2 separate regions of the Homo sapiens genome follow, and region 1 is linked to region 2. A link is an interaction called in ENCODE POLR2A ChIA-PET data of the cell type or tissue named here. Cell type or tissue: K562. All regions are shown on one strand. Each heading gives the region's core, and the rest is flanking DNA. Links, peaks and the distances in the headings are about the cores only.

Region 1 (11,141 bases), core at 1,329-9,328, 460 kb before region 2:
GCTCACACCTATAATCCCAGCGCTTTGGGAGGCCAAGGCAGGAGGATCTCTTGAGGTCAGGAGTTTGAGACCAGCCTGACCAACATGGTGAAACCCCGTCTCCGCTAAAAATGCAAAAAAATTGCTGGGTGTGGTGGCGCATGCCTGTAATCCCAGCTGCTCGGGAGGCTGACGCAGGAGAATCGCTTGAACCTGGGAGGCGGAGGTTGCAGTGAGCCGAGATGGTGCAACTGCACTCCAGCCTGAGTAACAGAGTGAGACTCCGTCTCAAAAAAAAGAGATAAGCTGAGGTCTCACTGTGTTGCCCGGGCTGGTCTCGAACTCCTGGGCTCAAGCCATCCTCCTGCTTCAGCCTCCCACAGTGCTGGGGTTCCAGGCGTGAGCTGTGGCGCCCAGCGGAGAGCAGCCTTGCTGTGGGGTAGTGAGCGTGCCGTGGGGCTCCTCTCGGGCGCCTTTCCTCTTCTGCCCTTGTTAATTCCCGCTATGAACGCAGGGTCCCTGTCTCCTCCCCAGAGGACCCTCCCTCATTTCCCTGCCCCCGCTCGCTCCCCTCCCCAGTGAGGCCGCCAAGTCCTCAGACTCTCCCCCAGAAGCTCCTGCGGCAAGTCCCCAGCTGGCAAGTCCCCATCCCGGCCCGGGCACTGGGGGAATGTCAGGACTTAGGAGAGAGAGGGTCTTGCCCCTTGGATCCATTGATACTGAGACAAGATTTATTCTTGTAGCTGGCCATGGTGGCTCATGCCTGTAATCCCAGCACTTTGGGAGGCCAAGACAGGAGGATCACTCGAGCCCAGGAATTTGAGACCAGCCTGGGCAACATAGTGAGACCCTGTCTCTACAAAAAAAAAAAAAATGTAATTAGCCAGGCATGGCGGTACATGTGCCTGTGGCCCCAGCTACTCAGGAGGCTAAGGCAGGAGGATTGTTTGAGCCCAGGAGGTTGAGGCTGTGAGCTGTGATTGCACTGCTGCACTCCAACCTGAGCAACAGAGCAAGACCTGGTGTCTGAAAAAAAGTTTAAAAACCTGGGCCCCATGGTTCTCCCATGCCCCCACCACTGCAGGACCACAGTAGTGAGGAGTTTTAATCGCCTTCAGCCTCTTGAGAGCTTGTCTTGGGCTTGCTGGCACTTCCCTGGGGTGCCAGCCCACATGGTCCCCACCCCACATGAACAGCCTCTTTATTTTTTTATTTTTTGAGATGGAATCTCGCTCTGTCACCCAGGCTGGAGTGCAGTGGCGCGATCTCGGCTCACTGCAAGCTCCGCCTCCTGGGTTCACACCATTCTCCTGCCTCAGCCTCCCGAGTAGCTGGGACTCCAAGTGCCTGCCACCACGCCCGGCTAATTTTTTTGTATTTTTTAGTAGAGACGGGGTTTCACCAAGTTAGCCAGGATGGTCTCGATCTCCTGACCTCGTGATCCGCCTGCCTTGGCCTCCCAAAGTGCTGGGATTACAGGCGTGAGCCACCGCGCCCGGCCCCCAGCCTCTTTGTTATAGGGTGAATATTGGCCCCCTAGGGCTCCAGGGACCTTGCAGAGACCAGGAGGCCCAGGGTGCCTGTATTCTGGCCGGCCATCTGATAACCTGGTTCCCGGCCCTGGTGCCTGGGCCCCAGTGAGCTCTGAGACGCGGGGTAGCCGGCTATCACCTGGGCCTTCTTGTTCCCATGGTTTGTGGAGTGAGGGAGGGCTGTGGCTGCTGTCTGTGGAGCTGCCACTGGTCTCTAGGGGCCATGGGTCTCAGCCGTGGGAGCCGGGGACCTGCCCCACAGAGCGCATCCCGTCTGAGGTCCCTGCGTGCTCGTGGCGCCTGCAGGGTGCAGGTGGGGAGGTCGGAGCGAGGGTCTTGGGTGGGTGGGGGGTCTCGGAGGCTTCCTGGAGGTCCCTCAGTCCTCTCTATCTGCTCCTCCCCAGACCCTGACGACCAGTACAAGCTCACGGAGGACACCCGGCAGCTGGGCCTCGTGGTGTGCCGGGGCACGTCCGTGGTGCTAATCTGCCCGCAGGACGGCATGGAGGCCATCCCCAACCCCTTCATCCAGCAGCAGGACGCCTAGCCTGGCCGGGGGCGCGGGGGGTGCAGGGCAGGCCCGAGCAGCTCGGTTTCCCGCGGACTTGGCTGCTGCTCCCACCGCAGTACCGCCTCCTGGAACGGAAGCATTTTCCTTTTTGTATAGGTTGAATTTTTGTTTTCTTAATAAAATTGCAAACCTCAATGTGTCTGAGCCCCGAATCTTGCTTTTCCCTTGACCTTCTGAGGAAACCTGGATTCCTGGAGATTGGACTCAGTCCCTGGAGCTCATCAAATACCAGCCATGGTCCCTCCTGGGGGTGAGGGTTCAGGAGTGACCAAGGCGGGCACAGCCAAGGCCGAGACAGGCGAGTTTGGAACCTCAGTCTGATGAGGGGCTTGTGGAACCCCAGGCCCGCCCCCAAGACAGCAGGAGCTGGGGTGCATCAGGAGCCGGGATGCATCAGGAGGCTGGGGTATATCAGGAGGCCGGGGTGCATCAGGAGGCCGGGGTGCGTCAGGAGCCGGGGTGCATTAGGAGGCTGGGGTGCATTAGGAGGCTGGGTGTGTCAGGAGCTGGGTGTGTCAGGACCTGGGGTGAATCAGGAGCCGGGGTGCATCAGGAGGCTGGGGTGCATCAGGAGCCGGGGTGCATCAAGAGGCCAGACCCCACAGCCCATGCAGCTAACACCTGCCCCCGCTGCTGCCCCCGCTTGTGAGATGGACTGGTCACCTACAGCCAGCCCCTTCTGGGTTCCTTCCGTGCTCACAGCATGTCCTGAGGTCGGGTGCAGTGGCTCTCGCCTGGAATCCCAGCACTTTGGGAGGGTGAAGTAGGAGGATCTCTTTGAGCCCCGGAGTTCAAGACCAGCCTGGGAAAATAGGGAGACCTCGTCTCTACAAAAAATATATATATTTTTTCCTTTGAGACAGTCCTCACTCTCACTCAGACTGGAGTGCAGTGGCGTGATCTCGGCTCACTGCAAACTCCGCCTTCCTGGTTCAAGTGATTCTCCTGCCTCAGCCTCCCAAGTAGCTGGGATTACAGGCACCCGCCACCATGCCCAGCTAATTTCTGTATTAGTAGAGATGAGGTTTTGCCATGTTGGCCAGGCTGGTTTCGAACTCCTGACCTAAGGTAATCCACCCGCCTCAACCTCCCCATGTGCTGGGATTACAGGCGTGAGCCACCGCGCCCGGCCTAATTTTTGTATTTTTAGTAGAGATGGGGTTTCACCATGTTGGCCAGGCTGGTTTTGAACTCCTGACCTCGAGTGATCACCCTCCTCACCCTCCCCAATTGCTGGGATTACAGGCATGAGCCACCACACCTGGCCTACAAAAAATGTTAAAAACGTGTCCTGACTGGGCAGATACAGGCCCTGGCACCGGCCTCCCACACCTGCACTAGGACTTCCCACACTCCAGCGGGCCAGCCCATCCTGCATACCCCTAAATGTCTCTTCCCGACAGCCGGGCAATCCTCCTGGACTCCGTTTCCTGGTTGCACCTCTGTCCCCCAGGCACTGTCTTCCCAGAGGAGGGCAGGGCCTGTCTGATTCATCACTCGGGTTGAGAGAGGATAGGCTGTCCCTTATGACCTGAGCGTGAGAGGGTCATCCTGGCCGCTAACCCCTTCATCCCCAGCTCGGGAAACCGAGGCAGCGTGTGGTCCAGGTTGCCAGGAAGCTATAGCAGCAGAACAGGACGGAGCTCAGCCTCGGGTCTGGATGGGCTCACGCTCCCTGGCTGCCTCCGAATAAGTGGAACCAGCTGGCTTCTCGGCAGGGGTATCTGGGCCCCATAGACACTGGCTTTGCTGGGGCCCAGCGGCACTAGCCCCTGTGGCTGGGGAATTAGTTATCGGACCTCGTGGCCAACCCCTGCATCCGCTGTTCATCCCTCCCCGGCCCCGGCCACCTAGCCCAGCCCTGCCACCACCGGCCGAGACCTCATCCCAAGCCCCAGCCTCCAGCCTCGCACCGGGGATGGCGGGGGTTTGCTGGGATAGCTGCGGGGTCACAGCCTCCAGCGAAGGACAGACAGAGTTCAGGTGTGCCCGGACTGCTGACGTTCAACCCACAAGCCTACAAGCCTCGCTGTCCGGGACCAGTTCCCTGCGTCCATTTGACAGGTGGGGGATCAGGATGTCACGTGATGGAGAAACACAACCCTGACACCAGAGCTGACCGGCCTGGAAACCAACACGCTGTCCACGCGGCACACCTGCCTGCCCTGTCTGAGCCAGATGCAAAGGCTGAAACCCAGGGTCCCAGTGGCCCAGAGGCCTCAACCCCCAGTGGGAGAACGTGTCAAGGCCTTAGAGGCTAACTGGCCTCGTTAGAACCTCCAGGAACGGCAGGGAGGCAGGAGAGGAAGGAAGTCCCGTTTTCCAGCCCCACGGTTTCTCCCGCAGAGGAAGCAAGGCCTGCCTCACCGCTGCACCCCTCAGAACAGCCCCCCACACTGTAGACTGCTCTCTGCCCACTCCGTCACCTCCTAGTGAGCTGATGAACTTTGCAAAGCCCTCTGCAGCCACAAAGCCCTGAGCCCAAGGCTCCCCCCACCACATGCTGTGTGGCTTAGGGAAGGTGTCCCAACCTCTCTGAAATCCAATTCCTTCTCTCTGAAGTGTTGAAAAAGGTGTTGAGTATCCACTCTGTGGCTGGGCCCTCGGCCACAGTCATGTGGGGACAGAGTTCAGAGCACGAAGCTTTTTTTTTTTTTTTTTTTTTTTTTGCAATGGAGTCTGACTTTATTGCCCAGGCTGGAGTGTAGTGGCACGATCTCAGCTCACTGCAACCTCCGCCTCCTGGGTTCAAGTGATTCTCTCACCTCAGCCTCCTAAGTAGCTGGGATTACAGGTGCCCGCCACCATGCCTGGCTATGTATTTTTAGTAGAAATGGGGTTTCACCATGTTGGCCAGGCTGATCTCGAGCTCCTGACCTCAGGTGATCCTCCTGCCTCAGCCTCCCAAAGTGCTGGGATTACAGGCATGAGCCACCATGCCCAGCCCAGGGCACGAAGCTTTGAAATGAGGCCCACAGACAAAAACAGAAGGCTGTGCAGACCGGGAGAGGGAGAGGTCAACTTCCTGGGGAGGCAGACAGAAGTCCCCAGAGAATAGACCAGAATGAGCCTGTTCCTCTCAACCATTTCCACCCCAGAGAGCCACTCTGACCTGCTCGGAAAAGACTGGAAGTAACCCAGCTGCCCATCACTAGAGGATACGCTGGAGGAGTCCAGGACCTCCAGCCAACTACAAAGCCACTTTTAATTTTATCTATGTATTTATTTTTAAGAGACAAGGTCTCACTCTGTGGCCCAGGCCAGAGTGCTGTGGTGTGAGCACAGCTCACTGCAGCCTTGACCTCCTGGGCTCAAGAAATCCTCCCACCTTGGCTTCCCAAAGTGCTGGGATGACAGGTGCGCACCACTGCACCTGGCCTGCTTTTAATATTTTAAAAGGAGAAATTTAATATTTTACATTCCACATTACATTGAAAATTTAATATTTTACAAAGAGTCAGAGAAGAAAAACCCAGTTACAGCCAGAAGGCACAGAGAGATTTGGAGAGAGATAGGGAGAGGCAGAAACAGAGGCGGAGACGTAGAGAGGGAACCGAGAGAGAAATGAGGACACGGCGGCCGGCCCGGCCCGAGACACTGGATCCCCCAGGCCTCCACTCTCCTGGCCCCGTATAAAGCCCCAGCCCCAGCAGGTCCCGCCAGCCAGCCCGCCGTGCCAACTGCAGGCTGCCCCCTGCCCCTGGCCCAGACCTCACCCTTTCAACTCCCTGCCCATGGTCAGCGCAGCCCTCGGATCACGATGTCGGGGCCGTGGCCGTTGGCCCGGGAACCAGCTTTGCTGCCTGTGCCCGCGGTCAAGTGCTGGCCGAGAGCCCTCGAGTCTTGTCCTCGGAGGCCCCACTCTGGGAGACATTGGCGGAGGCCCTGGTAGATAAGACAGATGGGCCCTTCTTGCCCCCAGACCAGCCAGAGATCCTCAGGGTACCACCCCACTGCAGGTTCCGAAGGAGGACGGGAGCTGGATGTTACTGATAGTCAGTCTGGGGCGTCTGCCCCAGACACTGACCCCACTGCCTTCTCCAAGGTAGCTCTGGTTCACGGAACCCTCCCCCAAAGGAGGACCTCAGGCGGGTCCTTTTGTCATTCCCGTTCACAGATGAGGCAGCTGAGGCCCAGAGAGGTTAAGCAGCTTGCACAGGGTAACACAGCCAGAATCCTAGCGTAGGAGGTAGGCTGCCTGCCGCTCCATCTACCCCACCGTGCCTTTCCTCTGCCCCAAGCCAATGGGGCTCCCAGCCACCCGCATCTTGTGGGCATAGAAATGAAGTCCCAGTGCCTAAAAGAGGCAAAGAGAAAAGGGAATGAGACCGGGTGCGGTGGCTCACGCCTGTAATCCCAACACTTTGGGAGGCCGAGGCGGGCGGATCACTTGAGGTAAGGAGTTGGAGAGCAGCCTGGCCAACATAGCGAAACCCCATCTCTACTAAAAGTACAAAAATTAGCTGGGCGTGGCAGCGGGTGCCTGTAATCCCAGCTACTCAGGAGGCTGAGGCGGAAGAATCCCTTGAACCCAGGAGATGGAGGTTGCAAGGAGCTGAGATCACGCCATTGCACTCCAGCCTGGGTGACAGAGTGAGACTCCATCTCAAAAAAAGAAGGAAAGGAAAGGAGAGGAAAGGAGAGTGGAGGAGAGGGGAAGGGAGGGGAGGGGAGTGGAGGGGAGGGGAGGGGAATGAACGCACTGTGGCCCCAGGAGCTGGGAGAAAGCAAGTCACCGTCGGCCTCACGCCGCAGATCCATTCCTGCCTTGAACGACCGAGGGGAGGCCTCCCTGCACCTCCAGAACACCCGTGCAAGGACCCGGACAGTACCGTGTAGCGTGAGACCTTCTGCCACAGAGGCCCCTGCTGCCCATCACCGCCTGTTTCTGGGTGTCGATTTCCTGCCTGGACCCAGACAAGGACATGGATATGAAGGGAAGAAGGTTTGTAAACAGAAGAAGCTGTGCCCACGAGGAGAGCTCCTAGGGTTCAGGAATTGTTGGTTTGAGCCTGGGGACCGCCCAGGGTGAGAGAGGTTAGCACACCCCTGGGGCCAGGCACTGTGGCTCACACTTGTAATCCCAGCACTTAGGGAGGAGGAGGTGGGAGGATCTCTTGAGCCTAGGAGGCCAAGGCTGCAGTGATCTATGATTCCGCCACCTCACTGCAGCTTGGGTGACAGAGCGAGACCCTGTCTTAAAATAAAAAGGACAGTCCTGGGGGTCCCAGCTCCACGGCTAGGGCTCAAGCTCCTGGGATCTCACCAGGTCCCTCCCACTCTGCGCCTCCCCAAAGCCCCCATTGTCCACAGGAATAAGTCCGGGCTCCTCCGCCTTGCCCATTAGACAGGGGCTTTCCGGGCAGGCCTAGGTCTGTCTATGAACTCCGGGCCCTTCTGCCTCCAGTGTCTCACACTCTCTACCTCCCTTCAGGACTCAGCTCCGTGGACCCCCGCCCCCCACCGCCACTGCGTGGCCACGCTGGCCTCGACCGTGCTGACCAGAGCCAGCAGGGGTCAGGATTCACCCAGGAATGACGGGCCCGAGGCCGCTAGGGTTCCAGTGCCCGACAGAAGACAGAGTTCTGCACGCCGGCCAGTGAACACAGACCAGAAGCAGTAAGGGAACAGGAAGCTGGGGGTAATGGGCACGAAGTCAGAGACAGAGATGCCCGTGGGTTCCGCTTTCATTGTTGAAAATGCTTCTGACTTCCATTTCCCTGACCTCATCTCTGCCCCAGCACCAGAGGCGCCCCAAAATTAATGCACACCCCAAACCAATGCTCCTTCCACCAGGTGCCGCTCCAGCTTTCTGCATCCAAGGAAACAGCTCCATGATTCAGGCTTACACCCTCGGGTGCCCTTCCCTGCTGTTTCTCTTGCCTCCCACATCCCAGCCATCAGCAAATGCTGACAATTCTACCTTCAGAATTGTTCCCAGGCCAGGCACGGTGGCTCACGCCTGAAATCCCAGTGCTTTGGGAGGCCGAGGCAGGAGGATGGCTTGAGCCCAAGAGTTCAAGGCCAGCCTGGGCAACATAGAGAGACCCCCTTCTCTGGAAAACAACAGAATTGATCCTGAAGCTTTTAAGGAACAAACAGCACCAATCCTACCCAAACTCTTTCAGAAACTAGAGGAGGAAGGAACACTTCCCAATGTGTTTTATGAGGCCAGCGTAACCAAAACACATTACTGAAAATCAAAGGCCAATATCCCTCATGAATATCGATGCACAAATCCTTAATATTAACAAATTGAATCCAGCTGTCTATAAAAGGGATTCTCCATCATGACCACCAAGTGGGGTTTATCCCAGGAATGCAAGGTTGGTTTAATACCCAAGAATCAATGTGATTAACCACATTAGCATAAGAGAGGAAAACCATATGATCATCTCAGTAGATGCAGAAAATTCAGCACTCACTTGGACAAAATTCAGCATTCATGCAGATTAAAAACACGCAACTAGGAATAGAATGGCATATCCTCAACCAGATAAAAGATGTCTATAAAAACCCTACAGCTGTCATCCTCAATGGCGAAGGACTGGGTGCTCTCCCCCTAAGGCCAGAAACAAAAGAAAGATGTCCAGTTCCACTGGTTCTTTTCAACATTGTACTGGAGGTGCCACACGGTGCAATAAGACAGGAAAATGACATATAAGACAAACAGCAGAAAGGAAGAACTAAGGCCAGGCACAGTGGTTCAGCAGCTCATGCCTGTAATCCCAGCACTTTGGGAAGCTGAGGCAGGAGGATCACTTAAACCCAGGAGTTCAAAACCAGCCGGGGCAACATGGCAAGACCCTGTTTCTACCAAAAAAAGAAAAAATTAATGGGCATGCTGGCATGCACCTGTGGTCCTGGCTACTCAGGAGGCTGAGACGGGGGTGGGGGTCACCTGAGCCTGGGAGTTGAAGGCTACAGTGAGCTATGACTGCACCACTGCATTCCAGCCTGGGTGACAAAGCGAGACCCTGTCTCTGGAAAAAAAAAAGAGAGAGAGAGAGAGAGAGAGAGAAAGAGACAGGCATATCAACCAATTGCAGTAAATGGACCTTATTTGGATTCTGAGCTGAACAAAGTGTGAAAAAATTTTAGAAGGCAGTCAGGGAAACTGGACACTGCCTGGATATTTGAGCATATTAAGGAATTACTGTCCATTTTCTTAAAAAATGATAATGGAATTGTTGGCTGTGTTTTTTAAGTCATTGTATTTTAGAAATGCAAATATTTATGGATGAAATTACTTCGTGTCTGGGATTTGCTTTGATATAGTCTGTTGGGGAGGGTGGAGAGGGACTTATGGAACCAGATGCATCACACTTTGGGGATGGCTTTATGGGGGTTCATTACGTGATTCTCTAAGCCTTTGTTTGTGTATAAAATTTTCCATAATAAAAGGTTAAGCCAGGCGCTGTGGCTCACGCCTGTAATCTCAGCACTTTGGAAGGCTGAGGAGGGTAGATCACGACGTCAGGAGTTCGATACCATCCTGGCCAACATGGTGAAACCCCGTCTCTACTAAAAATACAAAAATTAGCTGGGCGTGTTGGTGCACACCTGTAATCCTAGCTACTCAGGAGGCTGAGGCAGGAGAATTGCTTGAACCCAGGAGGCGGGGGTTGCAATGAGCCGAGATCGCGCCACTGCACTCCAGCCTGGGCGACAGAGTGAGACTCTGCCTCAAAAAAAAAAAAAAGTAATATAAGCAAGAGTTTCCTTCAGAATCTGATGTGGGTGATTAATTTCCATGTAAATCAGAGGAGAGTTGTGTTTTTTTTTTTTCTCGGCCACTGCGCCTGGCTGAGAGAATTTTTTTTTAATAGTAGATGGATAAATTTCATTCTAAACCTAGAACTTACTCTGGGGGTCACTTATTTGTGGGGACAGCTAATTTTTGTATTTTCATCGTGTTGGCCAAGCTGGTCTCAAACTCTTGACGTCAACCGATCCACCTGCCTTGGCCTCCCAAAGTGCTGGGATTACTGGTGTGAGCCAGCGCACTTGGCCAATATGCATATATATTTTTTGAGACAGGGTCTTGCTCAGTCGCCCAGAATGGAATGCAGTGGTGAGATCCTGGCTCACTGCAATCTCCTCCTCCTAGCCTCAAGCGATCCTCCCACCTCAGCCTCCTGAGTAGCTGGGGCTACAGGCATGCAACACCATGTCCAGATAATTTTTTTTTTAAAGAGATGAGGGTCTCGCTATGTTGCCCAGACTCCTGAGCTCAAGCGATCCTCCTGCCTCTCCCTCCCAAAGTGCTGGGATTCCAGGCACGAGCCACTACGCCCGGCCATTGTCCCCTTCCTGTCCTCGGTCAGTGTCTCCCCACCCCTTGTCCTGAGTGGAAGCCTCCTGAGGGCAGGGACGGCGCCTGAGCCTGGCATGGACGCAGCACCTAGTAGGAGCCCAGGCGATGTCGAGAAGTGCAGTTTCTTTTGCATCCTGCAGGACGAGGGAGGTGGGTTTGATGTCCCGTGGAGCACCCCAGGCCCAGCAGCTCAGCTGCTGGGTGATCTTGGGGTGTCCCTCAAGTCTCTGGGCCCAGCATCCCTGGCAGGATGCATCTCCCTCGGTTCCTCTTGGAGAGCTGCCCGGGGGGCGGGGGCAGGGAGAGCGTGGGAGGGGGATGCAGGCGCGGCTTTGAGCCTCCCAGGCGGTGGGGTGGGAGCACCTGGTTGCTAAGGTTACGACCACCTGTGATGGGACGTTGCCATGGAGACTTACCACCTGGGCGGAGAGGGCGGCTCCAGATGGGGAAGCCGTGGGAGAGGCTGGGGGGCAGGGAGGCAGCAGCCCGCAGAGGGGGGCATCCTTCTGGGGACGGCCGTGGTGGGGCCGAGGGGTCTCCTGTCCTGTGCTCTCCTGCCTGGGAAAACCAGCAGGAACTCTTCTGCAGCAGGAACCATTTCTAAAATTAAAAGCCCTCCTCCTCTCGCTCGCTCTCTCCAGCGTGAGGGACGGGACCAGATGCGGGCGGGAGTGGCAGTCATGTCCCAGGGAGGGAGGCTGCGGGGGCAGGTGGCCTGGGAGCCTCCCGTGTGGCCCCAGAC
Region 2 (11,594 bases), core at 1,235-9,234:
CCCCCCCCGCCCCCGGCATGCCAGTGCCCGGCACACCGTCAGCCTGCACCTCCAGAGGGTTTGCCGACACCCTCCCCAGGAGAGGGGCTCAGACCTGGAAGGGTTCTTCTCACCCAGGGCTTCTCTCCTCCGCACTTACCGAGACATTTGGGGCCTGATCGTTTTCTGGGGAGGGGCTGTCCTGGGCACTGCAGGGGGTTATGCAGTGTCCCCAGCCTCTACGCACTCCATGGCAGGAGCACCCCCTCCCCAGTCGTGACAATCACAAATGTCCCCAGACCTTGTCAGGTGCCCCCCAGGGGGCTGCAGGGTCACCCCCAGTTGTATCCCACTCTGAAGTCCCCTGCCGCAGGCCAGCACCCAGCATCCCAGTCCCCGCGCCCCAGGACTTAGGGAACTGTGTCCGTGGTGGCGGGGGGCGGGGTGGGGGGTGGCAACAGGGATGCTAGTGATGACGGAAAGCGCTTCCTGGAGGAGGCAGCCTGAGGCCCACTGGGCTGGGTGGGGCAGGGAATGGGAGAGGAAGGGCGTGCTGGCTCTGGGGTCTGCTGTGGAGGTAGGGACTTGAGGTGGGGAGGGGGCACCTCGGCAAGGTGAATCCCTGCACTTAATCCCGAGGGTGGGGACGCTGGGGGCGGCAGTGAGGCAGGCTGGGCTTTGCAGAGGCAAATCCATTTATGGAGAAGGGATTAGGATCAGAGAGGGGTTGAGGAGGGCAGGACGAGATGTGGGAGGGATCGAGGCGTGCTGGTCTACGCACTGGGTTGGAGGGAGACTCCTCAGGACGAGGTGTGCAGAGGAGTGTCTGAGTGCCTGCCAGGTTTCTGATCCCTTGCTGAAGAGGGCCCCAGGAGGACAGGTGGGTGGGGAAACTGAGGCCCAGAGGGGGAAGCAGCCATGCCCCACTTCATTCTCTCCTCCACCCCCAGGCAGAACTATGCGCTCCTGTAGGGTTGGGATGGCAGTGCTGGTGGGCAGAGCTTGGGAGAACTGGCAGCTTATCTGGGGAGGGTCGGAGTGGGGCAGTGCCAGGCCATAGGGGGTGGGGGGTAGGGGGCCAGGGACTGCCCTCCCCCACCCACCGCCTCTCCAGCCTGCAGAGTGCAGAGAGCAGCTGGAACTGCCTGCAGGTGCCCCAGCTAGTGGGATGGGGAGGGCTCCCCCAGGGTTGTGGGGGGCGATAACCACCCCCACCCAGGCTCTCTGATAAAAGCAGCCCAGATCGGTGGGGAGGAGGCACATGATACCAGCAGGGTGAGCTGTGGGGGCGGGGGGCACCACCCTGGCTTAGACCATTTCTGGAACAGAGGTTACACAGGCACCAGGGTCCTTGAGGGGGTTGTCCCCTGCCGACCCCCAGGTACCCAGAGTCTGGTGCAGGAGGTCCTGGCCTGGGTTGGGCCTCAGGTGGGCCTCCTTTTATGTAGAAGGGAGTAGTGATAGTTTGGCGGCGGGGTGGGGAGGACAGGAGTATTCAAGATGCTGAGCAAACATTATCTGCCCTTGCTCTTGTTGGAACCAGAGCTTGATCCCCTAGGCCTGCATTCTCCTTTTCCACAGATATGCATTAAGCACCTGCTGTATACCAGGCCTGTGCTGGGCATTGCCGGGGACCCAGCCGTCAATGAAGTGCCTGCCTTCTGCTCCCACTGGAGTGCAGGGGTGCAGATATTACACCCACAAGATGCATGCGTTTTTGGAAGCCTGGTACAAAGACAGAGAAGCTGACCAAGGGTGCTTGGGGGGCACCAGGCCACTGTGAGGGGCACTGCTGCTCAGAGAAGCTCCGGGCAGGATCAGCCATCAGTTTTGACCCTAGGCCAGGGCGGAACTCAGGAAAGCCAAGCGCAGTCTGGGTGCCCAGGCGGGAGCTGCTGGACTACTGCACTAGTCCAGGAGTGAGCTGGGAGGGGCAGGGTGGGGCCTGGACGGATCCCGAAGGTGATGGGATTTGGCTGGCAGGTGGCACGTGGGGAGGTACGGGATTGACACAAGGGTGGGTATGCCTGCCTGCGTGTTTGGCGGGAACAGCAGGGGGTTTGGAAAGGGGAAGTCTACTGGAGGAGTGGGGATGGGGGAGGAAGGAAGCTTTGGCTTTGGGAAGTCAGGGGAGCTAGGGGCAGAGTGGGTGTGGGGGTTGCTATGGCCCAGTAGTATTCGAGACCCCACCCCCAGGCTGGCAGGGCCTCACCACCAGTGTTCCCCCTTTTCTGCAGCGGCTCCCAGAAGCAGCTGCCTATAGGTTCTATAGAACCTGCTCAAGGATCACCTTCAGGAGCTCCTCCCTTCCCTGGGTGGGTAAGAGGCCTCCCCAGCCCCAGCCTTTCCTGGCTCTCCTGGGATGCTTGCTTTGCGGCTGGGGCTGGTCTTCCCCACCTGTGCCCTCCCCTACAGACCCGACCCCACCTGTTAGGTGGACGTGAGTGCCCCGGCAGGCAGCCGGCCACAGCCCCCCTCCCCACCCCAAGGCCCCCCAGACAAGCTCAGGAGGTGAGGCTTCCCTGTCGGAACCAGGGCCCTTGGCACAGTCCCGCAGTCCTGTCTCCAGGCCCCTCCTGTGCCGGCTCAGACGGGGCCGGGCCAGGTTTCCAGGACTTCCTGGACTCCATTTTTCTGAGCCTGCCTGTTTCCGAGGCTGTCCTGAGCTCACCCGGGCCCAGCCTGAGTCAGAGGGTCAAGTCCACCGCGGCCCCGCCCACACTGCCCTCCCGCGTTGTCCCCACCCACCGCATCCTCAGGGCGCTGCGTCTCGGCCAGGTAGCGCGGAGCAGCTGGGTGGCTGTGCACCTGGGGGCCCGGCTGGCTAGGAGCAGCGCGCTCTGGGCCCCCACAAGTTCACCCCACCCTCCTCCCTGCGAGTGGATTGTGTGCGAGGCAGGGCCTGGCATTTCGCAGAGGCGCTTCGCCCAGCGCAGCGTGGGTGGGTAGCCCGTGCACCCCCTGCCCCGCCACCCACGTGCGCATGTGCGCGCCTCAGTCTCCAAGCGCGGGGCGGGGCTGGCAGGCACCCAGGCCGGAGAGGCGACCCTGGCCCGGGCCCCCTGGCCCCGGCGGGAGTGGGACCACGTGAGCGGGGCCGGCTGGGGCTGCGGATGTCCCCGCCGCCGCCGCCGAGCTACGTGCGGCAGCTGTGTTCCCAGCGGCTGCGCGCCCCTGCCCCGGTCGCCCCCCCCACCCCGGCAACCTGCTCCTCCTTGCAAAGTGGAACTGGGGGAGAGGGAGTGGAGACCAGCCCCGCCGCCCTGAAAGGGGAAGTGAACCAACTGACTGTCCGGCACCCAGCCGTGGGATGTTCCCCCTTCCCTCCTGCCGCCTCCCCGCCTGTGCCTTGCAAGATGGCGACACGGCGGCATGTTCCCTGGAGGGGCGCGAGCCCCAATCCCGTGGTCTGCTCCAGCCGCGCTCCCACAGCCAGACCCCGTCCCCAGACTGAGGCCCTTGGGAGCTGTCAGGGCCCAGTGGTTGAGATGGGAGTGGGGTCCCTTCCAGGGCTGCTCTGCGCCTCTTGCTTGGGTTGTAGACGGCCCCCAGCTGGGGCGGACCCGCGACCCCAGCTGCATCCTGGGTTGCTTGGGGGAGACTTGGGGTGTGGAGCAGGCAGCCCCAGGGATTTGAGGCTACTGTTGGTCTTGGTGACAGCTGGTCTCTCCCCCTCTCCAGCTGCCTGGATTCACAACCTCTTGGGGAGGGGGGCTGCTGGTCTCTGTCTGCAGTCTTGTTTTGCTGAGGGTGTCGGGGTGTGGCAGGGAGGAAGGATGAGATGAGAAGGGAAGGTTTTTTCTTCCAGCTCTTCTTGGGTCACGGGTGATCGCTGGTGCCCCTCAGTGGGCAGACCCCTCCACCCTCCCGTGCCCCTCCTCAGCTGGGCTCCCCAGGGCAGCCCCTGATCTTAGAGCAGAGATGTCACTCGGTCACCCTGAGCATGGCCGTGCCCCTCCCGCCGTCTCTGTACCCCTCACCATGGTCCCTGCTGTGGGTCCTTCTAGGCCCCTGGCTGGCTGCAGTTCTTCATGGACCGGTGGGAGTGCTCCCAGGGCCAGAGCAACCTCCAGTGCTGGGCGTGGGCTGCCCAGTTTGTAACCCACCGGGTGACTACCCTCCTGGCCCTGCTGTGGCTTCCTTGAGAATAGGCTTTGGGGCCACTCAGGGGAGTTGGTTCTGACGTCTCTTTTGCTACTCAGGGCTCCAACCAGTGCCACGAGGGGCATGCACATCCGGTCTCCATCCACACAACCCACCCTGGGGTGTCACGGGAATAACGTCCCGGAATGCCAGGGTCCAGGGTACCTGGTGCAGGGCCCGAAAGGGTGGGAGCTTCGGGGATGCAGGGCCCTTTGTCCTGCTTCGGTCCCTGGGTGGAGGTGGACTGACCTGCCCCTCCCCAGTCGTTGGAGACCCCTATCTGCTGGGGAGACGCTGACATCACGATGCCACATGCTGTGGGCGTGAGACCCCGGCTAAAGGAAGGGGTCGGGTGGCACAGTTCTAGAGCAAAGACCCACACCGCCTGGAGGCGCACAGGCAGGCCCAGATGGTGACGGCTGGTTAGGGGCAGGATGGGCGAGGCCCGGCCTTGGCGGTGGGAGGGGACTGTGGAGGAAGTGGCCGGGTGGTGGCCCGCCCCTGCCCAGCGCCATCTGTCCCGTGGGGGTGGGGCGAGTCCAGCCCGCCGGGCCCCGCCCCTTCCCGGGAGACCCCGCCCCCTCCCCTCCCTGTGAGCTTTCCTGCCTGTCTTCCATCTAACCACACCCCGAGATCGGGGCCCAGACTGACTGTGCCTGCGGGTTCCTCCCATGCCCCCTTGCTCGTGGAGGGGCCAGGAGGGTTAGGGAGGTTGCCATGATTGTACCCCCTTAACCCAGCCTTTGCATCCCAGGTGGTCATTTGGAAAAGGAGGGGATCATGCACAGATGGAGGCCCCTGCATGCCCCTGGGTGGGGGGCAGGGACAGCCTGAAGGCCGAGCATGCCTTCTGAGCGTGCCTGTGCCTGGGACAGACACTGGGAGGCCTTTGCTAATCCCTGCCAGGGTCCCGCCTGGGGCCAGAGGCTGCGAGGGCCTGGGGAGCTTCAGCCTTGGGGGTCTGCGGCGGTTACTTACGGTTAACAGATTCTGGGCTCGCCGGAGAGTCCTTTCTAAGAGCTGGTAGGAAATAAGAGGATTATTTATTAGGGTCTCGTGTTGGGCCACCGGGGGGCGGGTAAGGGTTGTATTCTTTGTGCTTCTCCATGTTTTGAACTCACACCAGAGCTCAGCCTCTAAAACGGCACGGGACAAATGCCCGCCACCCTTTGGGATCTGCTGGAACGTGTCTGTCATCTCCCCCCGCCCCCGCTGACCCGCTGTCTGTCTCTGTCTCTCCGTCCAGGGGAACGCCCTTTTGCTTGTGACTGGCAGGGCTGCGACAAGAAGTTCGCCCGCTCCGACGAGCTGGCCCGCCACCACCGGACGCACACGGGCGAGAAGCGCTTCTCCTGCCCTCTGTGCTCCAAGCGCTTCACCCGCAGTGACCACCTGGCCAAGCACGCCCGCCGCCACCCCGGCTTCCACCCGGACCTGCTCCGGCGCCCTGGTGCCCGCAGTACCTCCCCCAGCGACTCGCTGCCCTGCAGCCTGGCCGGGAGCCCTGCGCCCAGCCCCGCGCCCAGCCCAGCCCCCGCAGGCCTGTAGGGCCCTCGTGCAGCCCACCCTGACCGCCAGGATGCTTCTGCCATCCAGGGGTGTAGTGAGGACCCACGGGGAGCCTGGGCCCCTTCCAGCCGTGGGCAAACCCTGAAGACACCCCTGCCCCCCTCCAGAGAGTGAGGAGGGGGCCTGAGACTGGACCTGGGTCTGCCTGACCTCAGAGGTGGCTCTCAGGATGGGTGACGGGGGCTTGTGTCTGTAAATAGCCATGATACTAACTTTCTTCCCATCTGTGCAACGGGGCCCCCCCAGGGCAGCTAGGAGGTCCTCCCCTCTCCTCTCCACCACCCCCTGCTGCCCCCCTCCCGGGGTGGGGTTTGGGGGGGTGGAGTGGACTTCTGGGAGCCGGCCCGGGGAAAGCACCCCCTGCCCCATCCCTGCAGATTGGGATGAAGTGTTCAGACAGCCATAGAGGAGTCGGGGGTTGACACGGCCCCTGCCTCTCCCCACCCCACCCCCACCCCACCGAAAGCCATGGGAGTAGTTCAGGGAAATGGGGGTGCAGCCCAGCCACCCCCCATTCGGGTACTCAATCTCAGGTGTCCACAAGTTCTGCCCACGGTAGGGGCTGCCTGGCCCCCCAGACCTCGGGGGTAGAGCCAGGAGTGGGGCAGCGTTAGGATGCCCGGAGGGGCTCCAGGTGTTGCTTCTGAGACCTGGGATGGGGAGGGAGGGGACCTCTGGGTTCTTCCAAAGAACATTTGACTCAGTGGGGTCGGGAGGGAATCCTGGCTTATTTATTTTCCTCTGTCCTCGGGTGTGGGGGCCCTAGCTCGCCCTCTCTGGGTGGGTGGGTGAGAGAGGCTGCAGGGGAGGCTGGCACCGGGCTTGGGCCTCCAGTCCCTGCCTTGCTGACTTTGGCCGTTGCGGTATCACGTGACAATCAACTCTCCCTTAACGACGACTGCGGCTGTTGGGCTGCGCTGCCCTCCCTGGCCTGCAGGTGGGGCCGTGGAGCCCATGCCCGCCGGGGTTGCAGGCTCTTCCGGGCCTGGGCTGCAGCCTGGCCCGGCCCTGCTTCCCTGGCCTCCCCTCCTTCTCCTGGGTGCTTGGAAGAGGTGGGTCCTGGCCCGTGGTTGAGGTCTTGCCTCGTGGACTGGAAGCAGAGGGCTGGCTGTGCAGCCTCCTGGGGTAGCTCGTTTTTTTTGCACCGGGTAGAATATTTTTTCAGGCACGGATTCCTTTTTTTCTGGGCCCCCATGGGTGGTCCGGCATCCTCAGGGGGTGTGAGTGTGTGTGGGGGGTCTCTGAGCTGAACTTGGGTGGGGTGGGGACTTGTTCCTCGGGGGCCACCTTTGTGTCCTTGTCAGCGGTCGTCCTGCTGTGGCCTGGGTTGCATTTCCTCTTGGGGGGGGTATTGAGGACCCCCAGCCTGGAATGAGAAGGGTCCCCGGTTCCATGTCAGACCCAGAAAGGTGGATCCCCCCACTGTTGGCTGCAGGAGGTTTTTGGTACCCCCTTTTGTTCCAGAACCGTCCTGCCTCTCGCTTGGGGACAGGGGGGCTTTGGATGGCACTGGTGTGCACCTGGACCCAGCCCCGGCCTGGCAGGATCCAGGGATGGGTGCCTGGGATCCTGGGGGGAGGGAGGCAGGGGACGCCCTTCTGGAGCTGGGCTCGGAGGGTCCTGCCCCATCCAGCCCTCGGCTCTCTGTGTTCTCTGTCCCTAGCCTCAAACCCTCTTCTGGCAGCGCTAGTGAGATGCCTTAGTCTGTGGGGGTGGGTGGGGGACTGGGGCCCCGTTTTCCTTTGTGAGTCTTGGTTGGCCCCAGCCCTGGCAGGGGCCTGTCTGGAGCAGGGGTAGGTAGGGCTGTGGGTTCCAGAACTCTATAACTGGGCCCCTCTCCAGTGTCCAGGGGCTTGGAGAGACCTGCGCCCACCCCTCCACTCTCCCAGGAGTCGCTGATCACTGGGACCTGGTTCCAGCCGTTTGCAGGGGAGGCGGCTCCGAGAGGCGTGTGCTTTCCGTGGGTGGCGCCCCTCCCCCGCCCTGCCTGGCCTCATCCTTGTATTTAATTAATTAAACAAGCCCCTTTTTAAACCCTACTCCAGCGTGTGTGTGGTCTCTCCCGTGGCAGTCCCCACCTGTGGGCACGCTCTGAATCCCTCTGTCCCACCCACCAGTGTGGTCCCAAGTTCATCCACCTCGTGGGGAAACCGAGGCAGCGGGCTAGTGAAGGGGGTCTTGGCCAGGCCCCTCTGGCTGAGACACAAAATGCCCTGCCCCTAGCCCTAAGCCCCGCGGAGGGGGCTGCCTGCAGCAGCGCGCGCTGCGCCCGCCGGGTGTCACCCACGCCTGGCGCAGCTGCGCCCCCCGCCCAGCTTCCCGCCCGCCCCGTTGCCTGGCAACCGAGGCACAGTGACAGGGCGCCCGGGGGCGTCCACCGCCCGCCCCTTCCGGTGCCGCAGGGGATGGGGGAGCCTGCGCCCCCGGGGCTGCTCGCCGGCGCGGGACAGGCTCCTCCACGGAGGGTCCCCCGGCCGCCTCCCAGGCTCCTGTGCTCCTGTATTGAGCGCCTACTGTATGCCAGCTCCCCTAGTGGGAATAGGGAAGAGGGGGCGGTGAGAGCTTTGAGGCCCTCCCCAGGAAAAAACCACTGTGGACTCCAGCGCTCCCCAGAGCCTGGAGGCCGGCGGGGCTGGGATGGGGCCGGGCAGGCCACTCCTACACACCTGCTGAGCCCTGGGGCTTCGCCTGCTGCCCGCCCGGGGAAGGGGGTGGTCGGCCTCTCGTATCGCGCGGCCGGCGCCGGCTCACGCCAGACCCCTCCCCAACCTGGGCGGCAAATTCCCGGCTTTACTCGAGGGCAGCCTCCCTCGTGCACCCCCAATCCTGCCCGACCCATCCTCCCATCCTACCGGACGCCCCACAAACATCACTCCCGGGACTCTCGCACCCCTCCAGCTCCTGCCTGGTTTTCTGCCCCTCTGGAGCAAAATGTCTAGAATATGGGGTCTACACTCGCAGCCTCACCCCTCTCTCTGACGGACACACTCGCATTAGGCTTTTAAATTACACGCCCCACCCCCAGCACACACACGTGCCCAGAAGCAGCACCATCCTTTTGGTGCCTTTGGGACCCCGACCCTCCCGGGCGTCCCTCCCACCCGCAGGCTGCTCTTGCCATGCCCCCTCCTCGGTCGAGGGCAGTTCCATCCTGCAAGGCCAAAATCCTTGGGGAGTCACCCTGGACCCCACTGTGTGTCTCACCACCCACATCTGGCCCATCTGAAACCTCCTTGGGCTCTACCTTCAAAATAGATCCAGGATCTGGCCGCCTTTCCCTGCTGTAAGGGCTTCCACCGCGACGGTCTAGCCTCCTCACGACTCACCTGAACCAGTGCAATCACCTTGGCCCTGGTCTCCTCACGGTTTGTCCTCCCCACGGCCACCAGAGGGTGTCCGTGAACACCTGGGGCAAGTCTGGTTCCTCCTCTGCCCGCAACCCTCCATGGCTCCCACTGCCCTCACAGTCAAAGCCCAAGTCCTCCCTGAGGCCCATAGGGTTCTGCATGACCTGCCCCGTCCTCTCCCTGCTCTTCCCTCCTGCCTCTCTCCCCCTCCTCACCCTGGTCCAGCCACACTGGCCTCCTCGCTGTTCCTCCAACACACCAGGCGCAGTCCTGCCCATGGCCTGTGCCCTCTGCCCGGAATGCTTTTCCTCCAGAAGCCTGCTTGGCTCCCTCATCATCTTTTATTTATTTATTTATCTTTTATTTTTTCGAGACACTGTCTCACTCTGTCACCCAGGCTGGAGTGCAGTGGTGCAATCTTGGCTCACTGCAACCTCCGCCTCCCAGGTTCAAGGGATTCTCCTGCCTCAGCCTCCCGAGTAGCTGGGATTACAGGCATGGGCCACCACACCCAGCTAATTTTTGTAATTTTAGTAGAGATGGGGTTTCACCATGTTAGTCAGGCTGGTCTCGAACTCCTGACCTCAAGTGATCTGCCTGCCTCAGCCTCCCAAAGTGCTGGGATTACAGGCGAGAGGCACCATGCCTGGCCCCTAATTTTCTGTAAAACCGCACAAATCCCGCCTTCCCCATAGAATCACCCAGACCAGCCCTGTGCCCAGTCCAGGCTCTTCTCCTGTTTCTGTTCTCAAAGCACTTTCCACCTGGCTTCAGGCTGTCTCACTTATTGCTGTGTTCATTGTCGGCCTCCCTGCCTACACCATCACCTCCACCAGAGTGGGGTTCTCTGCTCTGCTTATGGATGTTTCTAGCATTTTGTGGCACACAGTAGGTGCTCAGTAACTATTTGCTGAATGAATGACCGACACCAGCCGGCACGGATGGAGCAATCGCATAAATGAGAGTTCATCTCTCACGCATCATCAGGAGCCATGACAGGGAGTCTACGCCTCCACTGCCCATGATAGGACAGCTTTGAGATTAGATCAGGTCCTCTGCAGAGTCGCCCATGACCCATCCCAACCCACGTCCCCTCATCATTGCATCCTGTCATTTATTTATAATTGTGGTAAAATCACATGCACATAACATAAAATTTGTCATCTTAACCATTGTATTGTTATTTGAGACGGACTGTCACTCTGTCACCCAGGCTGGAGTGCAGTGGTGCAATCTTGGCTCACTGCAACCTCCGCTTCCCAGGTTCAAGTGATTCTCCTGCTTCAGCCTCCCAAGTAGTTGGGACTACAGGCGCCCGCCACCACGCCCAGCTAATTTTTGTATTTTTAATAGAGGTGGGGTTTCGCCATCTTGGCCAGGCTGGTCTCAAACTCCTGACCTCGGTTGATCTTCCCTCCTCGGCCTCCCAAAGAGCTGGGATTACAGGCGTGAGCCATCGCGCCCAGCTAATTTTTGTATTTTTAGTAGGACAGGGTTTTGCCATATTGGCCAAGCTGGTCTTGAAATCCTGGGCTCAAGTGATCCACCCGCCTCAGCCTCCCAGAGTGTTGGGATTACAGACATGAGCCACTGTGCCCGACCTAAGACTTTGCTTTCTATTCTTTTTGGGTGTATACCCAGGAATAGAGTTGCTCATAGGGTAATTCTGTTTAACTTTTTCCATCTCTACACAAAATACAAAAAATTAGCCAGGCATGATGGTGCACACCTGTGGTTTTAGCTACTCGGGAGGCTGAGGTGGGAGAATCACCTGAGCCAGGGAAGTCGAGGCTGCAGTGAGCCGTGATCGCACCACTGCTCTCCAGCCTGGGTGACAGAGCAAGACCCTGTCTCTTAAAAACAAACTTTTTGGGTTTTTTGTTTTACATAGCAGTGGCACTATTTTACAATCCCACCAAAATGCACCAGGTTAAACTTCCCATTAAGACGTGGGCCTACTCCACCAGACTACAGAGTTGCCCCATCCCAGCCTTGTTCCTCGTTTGTCTGTTAAAATGCACCCTCTAGCTGGTATACAGTAGGCGCTCAATATTTGTTGAACAAATGAGTGAACGTGGACCTGGTCATTAGACTGATGACAAGAGTCGAGGTTGGGGAGATTAAGGCGTTTCTTGAGAGCCAGCTGTATACCAGGGCGAGGGGATTTTTAAAGACTGTGAACGGAGTAATTCAACCATGAGTTTCACCTGGCCCAGGTTTAAGGCCACCTCCCCGCAGAACTCTCCTCGTCCAGCAGAGGGCGCCTTAAGGTGATATGCTAACGAAAGGAAATAATATGCAAATGAGTAATAGCGGGCCCCGCGGGGCTTTTTTGGTCAGGCGCGCCGTGGACAGCCCTGGCGCCGCAGGGGCCTGGGGCTCAAGATGGCGCCGCTACAGCCGCCGAAGGTCGGGCGGCGGCGCTGGCGAGGCTCCCGGAGACCGCAGGCAGGGCAGCCCCTGCCCTCCTTACTTCCTCCCGCGGCCGTCTGTCCCGGCCCAGGGGTCCGTCACCAGCCTTGGTCGCGCAGGAGCAGGCGTTTCTGAGCAGGCGCG

What was found. Peaks named below come from ENCODE experiments on the same cell type or tissue, not always from the same donor. Only the 100,000 strongest peaks of a DNase experiment are listed, where the experiment ranks them.
Region 1: POLR2A ChIA-PET joins it to region 2 with 5 read pairs; 3 of 35 experiments call an interaction of 5 or more read pairs at or near these places.

The regions. Positions count from the first base shown.
Region 1 is chr19:2,312,597-2,323,737 of GRCh38, reverse strand. LSM7 (LSM7 homolog, U6 small nuclear RNA and mRNA degradation associated) reads left to right here. Exons shown (of 4, transcript NM_016199.3): 4 at 1,916-2,217. The coding sequence ends at 2,058. Among named protein-coding and RNA genes, the nearest start is that of LINGO3, 10 kb to the right of the region's middle. RefSeq lists enhancers at 7,355-7,444, 7,635-7,694. In K562, for the core only: a CTCF peak has its summit at 7,589 (motif pointing right); a DNase peak (open chromatin) is centred at 7,607.
Region 2 is chr19:1,848,535-1,860,128 of GRCh38, reverse strand. KLF16 (KLF transcription factor 16) reads left to right here. Exons shown (of 2, transcript NM_031918.4): 2 at 5,369-7,730. The coding sequence ends at 5,670. Among named protein-coding and RNA genes, the nearest start is that of REXO1, 5.8 kb to the right of the region's middle. RefSeq lists enhancers at 2,669-2,718, 4,099-4,288, 4,505-4,799, 4,518-5,073, 5,074-5,631 and 3 more and silencers at 2,819-3,208, 4,539-4,788, 11,449-11,594. In K562, for the core only: CTCF peaks have their summits at 6,624 (motif pointing right) and 9,095 (motif pointing right); DNase peaks (open chromatin) are centred at 2,678, 3,208, 4,658, 6,628 and 1 weaker place; H3K4me3 peaks cover 4,730 bases.